Regions from separate parts of the Homo sapiens genome. Here region 2 is linked to region 1. A link is an interaction called in ENCODE POLR2A ChIA-PET data of the cell type or tissue named here. Cell type or tissue: GM12878. All regions are shown on one strand.

Region 1 (2,500 bases):
AGCTACTCAGGAGGCTGAGACAGGAGAGGTTGCAGTGAGCTGAGATCGTGCCATTGCACTCCAGCCTGGGCAACAAGAGCAAGACTCTGTCTCAAAAAAAAAAAAAACAGACTTGGATATATTTAAGAATTTAGTAGATGATCGGCTGGGCAGGGTGGCTCACGCCTGTAATCTCTGCACTTTGGGAGGCTGAGGTTGGTGGATCACCTGAGGTCAGGAGTTCGAGACCAGCCTGGCCAACATGATGAAACCCCGTCTCTACTAAAAAAAATACAAAAAATTAGCTGGGCGTGGTGGCGCATGCCTGTCATCCCAGCTACTTGGGAGGCTGAGGCAGGATAATCACTGGAACCCGGGAGGCGAAGGTTGCAGTGAGCTGAGATCGAGCCACTGCACTCCAGCCTGGGCAACAAGAGCAAAACTCCATCTCAAAAAGTAAAAAAAAAAAAAAAAGAATTTAGCATATGATTACATGGCATTTTAAATCAACACGGGAAAAAGTGGACTTTTCAGTGACTAGAGTTGTGATAGTTGGTTGACTAGCTGGAAAGAAAGTTAAGCTACGTTCCAATCTCATGTCCTACCCGCAAAATGAACTCCAATGAATTAAAGACTTAAATGTGAAAAAGTAGGGCTACGTAAGTACTAAAAAATAAAAGTGGACATACATAATTGGATGACGAAGTCATTATAAACTAACACTTATAAAAGCCACATTTTATAAAGGAAGATAATCAGATTAGACAACATAAAAATGTTAAGCTTATCTACAGTTAAAATAAACCTTAAATAATGTTCAAAATTTAGACAAATGACTAACTGGGAAAAATATGTTTGTAACATATAGGACAGACATTAGGTTAATATCCTCATAAATACATGAAGAGCTTTGATTAATCAATTGAAAAATGATCAATTAAAAATTAGAAAAATATTAAAAGACATGTTCAAGTGGTTCACAAGAGATATTAATGGCCAATAAATGTGAAAAGATGTTCAACCTCACTAATAAAGACATGCAAATGATTTAACATTTTTTTATTTACCGTATCTGCGAAAGTTAAAAAAAAGTATGATAAAACCCAGTAGGGCTTCTCACAGATCCATCTCCGCCAAGCTTGTTATATTGGAGGTGAGAACTTCTTACTGTTTTTTGCTTTTTTTATTTTTTATTTTTTTATTTTTTGAGATAGAGTCTCACTCCGTTGCCCAGGCTGGAGTGCAGTGGCATGATCTCTGCTCACTGCAACCTTCACCTCCCAGGTTCAAGCGATTCTCCTGCCTCAGCCTCCCAAGTAGCTGGTATTACAGAGGTATGTGCCACCAGGTCTGGCTAATTTTTTGTTGTTATTGTATTTTTTAGTAGATACGGGGTTTCACCATTTTGGTCAGGCCGGTCTCAAACTCTGACTAGTGCTAGGATTACAGGTGTGAGCCACCATGCCCAGCATGTTTTTTGCTTTTTTTTTTTTTTTTAATAACAACTTTATTGAGCTATAAATTTACATATTATCTCCTGGTTTTTTTTACATGCTAAAAATGAGCTAATTTTTATTGGCTAAGCTATTGTCTTTAGTGAGACAGTTTAGTAATACCAGCAATAATGTAAAGGCATTGTTTTTTTTATTTACTTATTTAGAGACAGGGTCTCACTCTGTTGCCTGGGCTGGAGTGCAGTTGTGTGATCACTGCTCACTGCATCCTTGACCTCTTGGGCTCAAGCAGTCCTCCCACCTCAGCTTCTCAAGTAGCTAGGACTACAGATGTATACCACCAGGCCAGCTAATTTTTTATTTTTTGTAGAGACAGGGTTTTGCCATGTTGCCCAGCTGGTCTTGAACACCTGGACTCAAGCGATCTGCCTACTTCTGCCTCCCAGAGTGCTGGCATTACAGGTGTGATCCACCGTGCCTGGCCAGCATTGTTATTTTTAGAGTTTACTTAGTAGTATCTCTGCACTTTATAAGCAGGCAGTTTTCTTTTTTTTCATCTTCTGAGGCCAGAGAATCTTAAAATCATTCTTTGGGAGATTACTTATACAAGGAAAAAACCTGGAAGCAACCTAAATGTCTAGTGATAGGGGATTTATTGAATAAATCATAATATAATCTTAGAATATTATATAGTTATTTAAAGTGATGATAAAGAATGAAAATTATTGATATGGAAAGATTAATGTATAGTGTGCCAGTGAGAAAAGCAGATTATAAAACTGTAGAGTATGATCTTGTTTTTGTATGCATATTACATATGCATTTGTACAAGTTAATGCCTAGAACATTTTTCAATGCTTATTGAAAATAATTAGATTTTTTTCTATAAAATAGAATGTTGAGACGTCTGGGTATTGGGATTTCAGGTTATTTGATCTTATTATTTTTAAACAGCCTTATTAAGGTATAGTCAAAGGATTTTAGTATATTCATAGAGTTGTGCTTCAGTCATCACAATTTTAGAACATTTTTATTATCCCCAGCCCAGGCTGTAGTGCAGTGATGCA
Region 2 (2,500 bases), 99 kb before region 1:
TCTTGCTGTGCTGCCCAGGCTAGGCTCAAACTCCTGGGCTCCTGTGATTCCCCCAGCCTCAGCCTACCAAAGTGCTGGGATTACAGGTGTGGGTTACTGTGCCCAACTGATTACTCAAAATTTTACATTTGGCTAAACTAAAGCAATTTTCTCTTTGTGTGTGACCTGACTGATTTTTTTCCTCCAGTAGGGGTCTTTGACCCTTGCTAGATTATATGGAATTACTGAAAGTTTCCTTTGAAAGTGTAGTTGAGAAAAATGAGACCAAACTTTCTGCTGCCATAGTAAGTGACTACAGTTTATCTCTAGAGCTCAGGGGTTGTGAGTTCCCTCATTGTGTTCTTGTGCTTTTCAGTATATAGAAAGATATTTCTTTATTCATTTTCTTGAATTCCTTTTACATACATAAAATACTTTGCATTTATAGCATATGTTTTTTAGTACTTACTGTCATTGCCACCATAACTTTAAGTGTGATTCTTAAGATAGACATTGTCACAATTCTGTTACCTGAAACCTGTCCCTGACCAGCTTTGACCCTCGCCTTGCTGAGGTAAGGTTTATGATAGGGCCTGTGGTCCCTTCTGGCGCAAATGTTTCCTGTGAAGTGGCTTATGACTGGTTTTCCCTTGGATAGCTTACCCATTTGGATTGGTTCCTTTTTTTTTTTTTTTTTTTTTTAAAGACAGTTTTTTGCTCTTGTTGCCCAGGCTGGAGTGTAATGGTGCGATCTCAGCTTACCACAACCTCCGCCTCCCGGGTCGAAGCAATTCGCATGCCTTAGCCTCCCGAGTAGCTGGGATTACAGGCTTGCACCACCATGCCCGGCTAATTTTTTTTTTGTATATTTAGTAGAGATGGGGTTTCTCCATATTGGTCAGGCTGGTTTTGAACTCCTGATCTCAGGTGATCTGCCCACCTCGGCCTCCCAGAGTGCTGGGATTACAGGTGTGAGCCACCGCGCCCGGCCTTGGATTGGTTCTTAAATAGGAGAAGGTTCATGATGTGAGGACACAGGGTGAGGCAGACATCCCAGAGTAACCTTAAAGGACAGAATATTTTAAAAAATTTTAAAAAAAAGAACAGAGGGATAAGTACTTAGGACATGAGTAAGCCCTCAGTCTTACCCAAGCTTAGTGGCTTCATCCTGGTTTCTCAGTACACTGAGGCAGTAGGAGGTGATGGATTCTGCAGTTCTTAGAGTGCAAACTATTCATATTAATAATAGCCACCATTTCTTGGATGCCCTCTGTGTTGCAAGCACCATGTTAGATGCTTTAAAGATGTTATCTCATTTAATCCTTTCAACCCTGTGAGGTGGCAGGTATCATTTCCCTTTAGCAGATAAGACACCAGAGGTTAGAAACTTGTCCGAGGTCATACATTTAAGCTGAGATTCAAATCCACTGGTCCTGGCTCTCACCTGTTAGGTTGTTGCTCTCTGTTAACTAGCTATGTTCATTGCATTTCCCATTCTTTGGTCTTCTGCTAAGCTACAGATTTCACAGGACAACTGGGTTTTAAGCAGGCATCTTGAATCTGCATTATCAGGATTTTGTTAAGTTTCGACTTACTGTGGAAGTTGGTTACAGCTCTACCTTAGGTTCCTGTGTTTGAGGAAGTTGAAGTCATCTTCAGCCCTGTGCCAGTTAACTCCTGAAGCTAGATATTTTGTGACGCCCTCTGAATCTGCCCTCTTTGCTGTCTGAAATGAGTTGGGAGGGCATCCCTTGGGAGTTTTTTTCCTTTCCCCTTTCTCCTGCTCAGGTTTCAGGCAGCCTGCCCTACCAAGAGTTCCCCAGGAGCTGGTTCTTTCCATTGCCCTTTGCCTAGAGTGCTGTTCCCCCACCAGTGCTGCATGTACCTATCTTCTCAGGAGTTAGTCAAGGCCCAGCTGAAAGCTTCCTTGAGCCCTTGGCTGGCTTGCACTCTTTTCTCTGCTCTTGGGACCTGCTCCTGTATCCGTGTGAGCCTAGGATTTCTGTCTTCAGCCTTCTGCTGGATTATATGCTGCTTGAGGGCAAGCACTGTGTCCTAGTTTCCTTATAGTTCCCAAAGTGCTTGGCACACTTGGTAAATATTTGGATAAGTACACCAGTCTCTAAGGCTGAAAGGGCTTTTATTCATGTTCCACGAGTCTATCTCACCTTGTTTAGATTTAACAAAAGTTGTTGGGGTGTATTCTGTGTTTTAACAGAAAGCTAAAATACCCTTAAGCCAGTGATTAATCTGTGGGGTGATTAGTAAAGCTTTTGCCTCCAATTTTGTCTGAGTTAGGGTTAAGCAATGTTCCTGAGTCCCCTCCTTCTGTTCTACTTTTGTTCTGCTCTGTGTGGTAAAGAGTGGTAGAGTATCATGTCAGAGAGCTGTTTTGACAAGTTTATATTGCATGTCTTAGCTACAGGCACCATGTGTAGTTTGCCCATCCACACAGGAAGGATGTTGCAGATTTCCCAGAACTTTGAGGGTGACCTCCAATAATTTGGGATGGGGGGCTTTG

The links. ChIA-PET counts read pairs that join two places held together with the same protein. Peaks named below come from ENCODE experiments on the same cell type or tissue, not always from the same donor. Only the 100,000 strongest peaks of a DNase experiment are listed, where the experiment ranks them.
Region 2: POLR2A ChIA-PET joins it to region 1 with 5 read pairs; 7 of 35 experiments call an interaction of 5 or more read pairs at or near these places.

What each region holds. Positions count from the first base shown.
Region 1 is chr15:85,085,583-85,088,082 of GRCh38, forward strand. The region is part of intron 6 of PDE8A (phosphodiesterase 8A); the gene reads left to right. Among named protein-coding and RNA genes, the nearest start is that of PDE8A, 100 kb to the left of the region's middle. In GM12878, no CTCF peak of the experiment used is centred here; no DNase peak of the experiment used is centred here.
Region 2 is chr15:84,986,807-84,989,306 of GRCh38, forward strand. All of the region lies in intron 1 of PDE8A (phosphodiesterase 8A), which reads left to right. Among named protein-coding and RNA genes, the nearest start is that of PDE8A, 6.2 kb to the left of the region's middle. RefSeq lists enhancers at 1,122-1,211, 1,242-1,331. In GM12878, no CTCF peak of the experiment used is centred here; a DNase peak (open chromatin) is centred at 1,499; H3K4me3 peaks cover 644 bases; H3K27ac peaks cover 1,795 bases.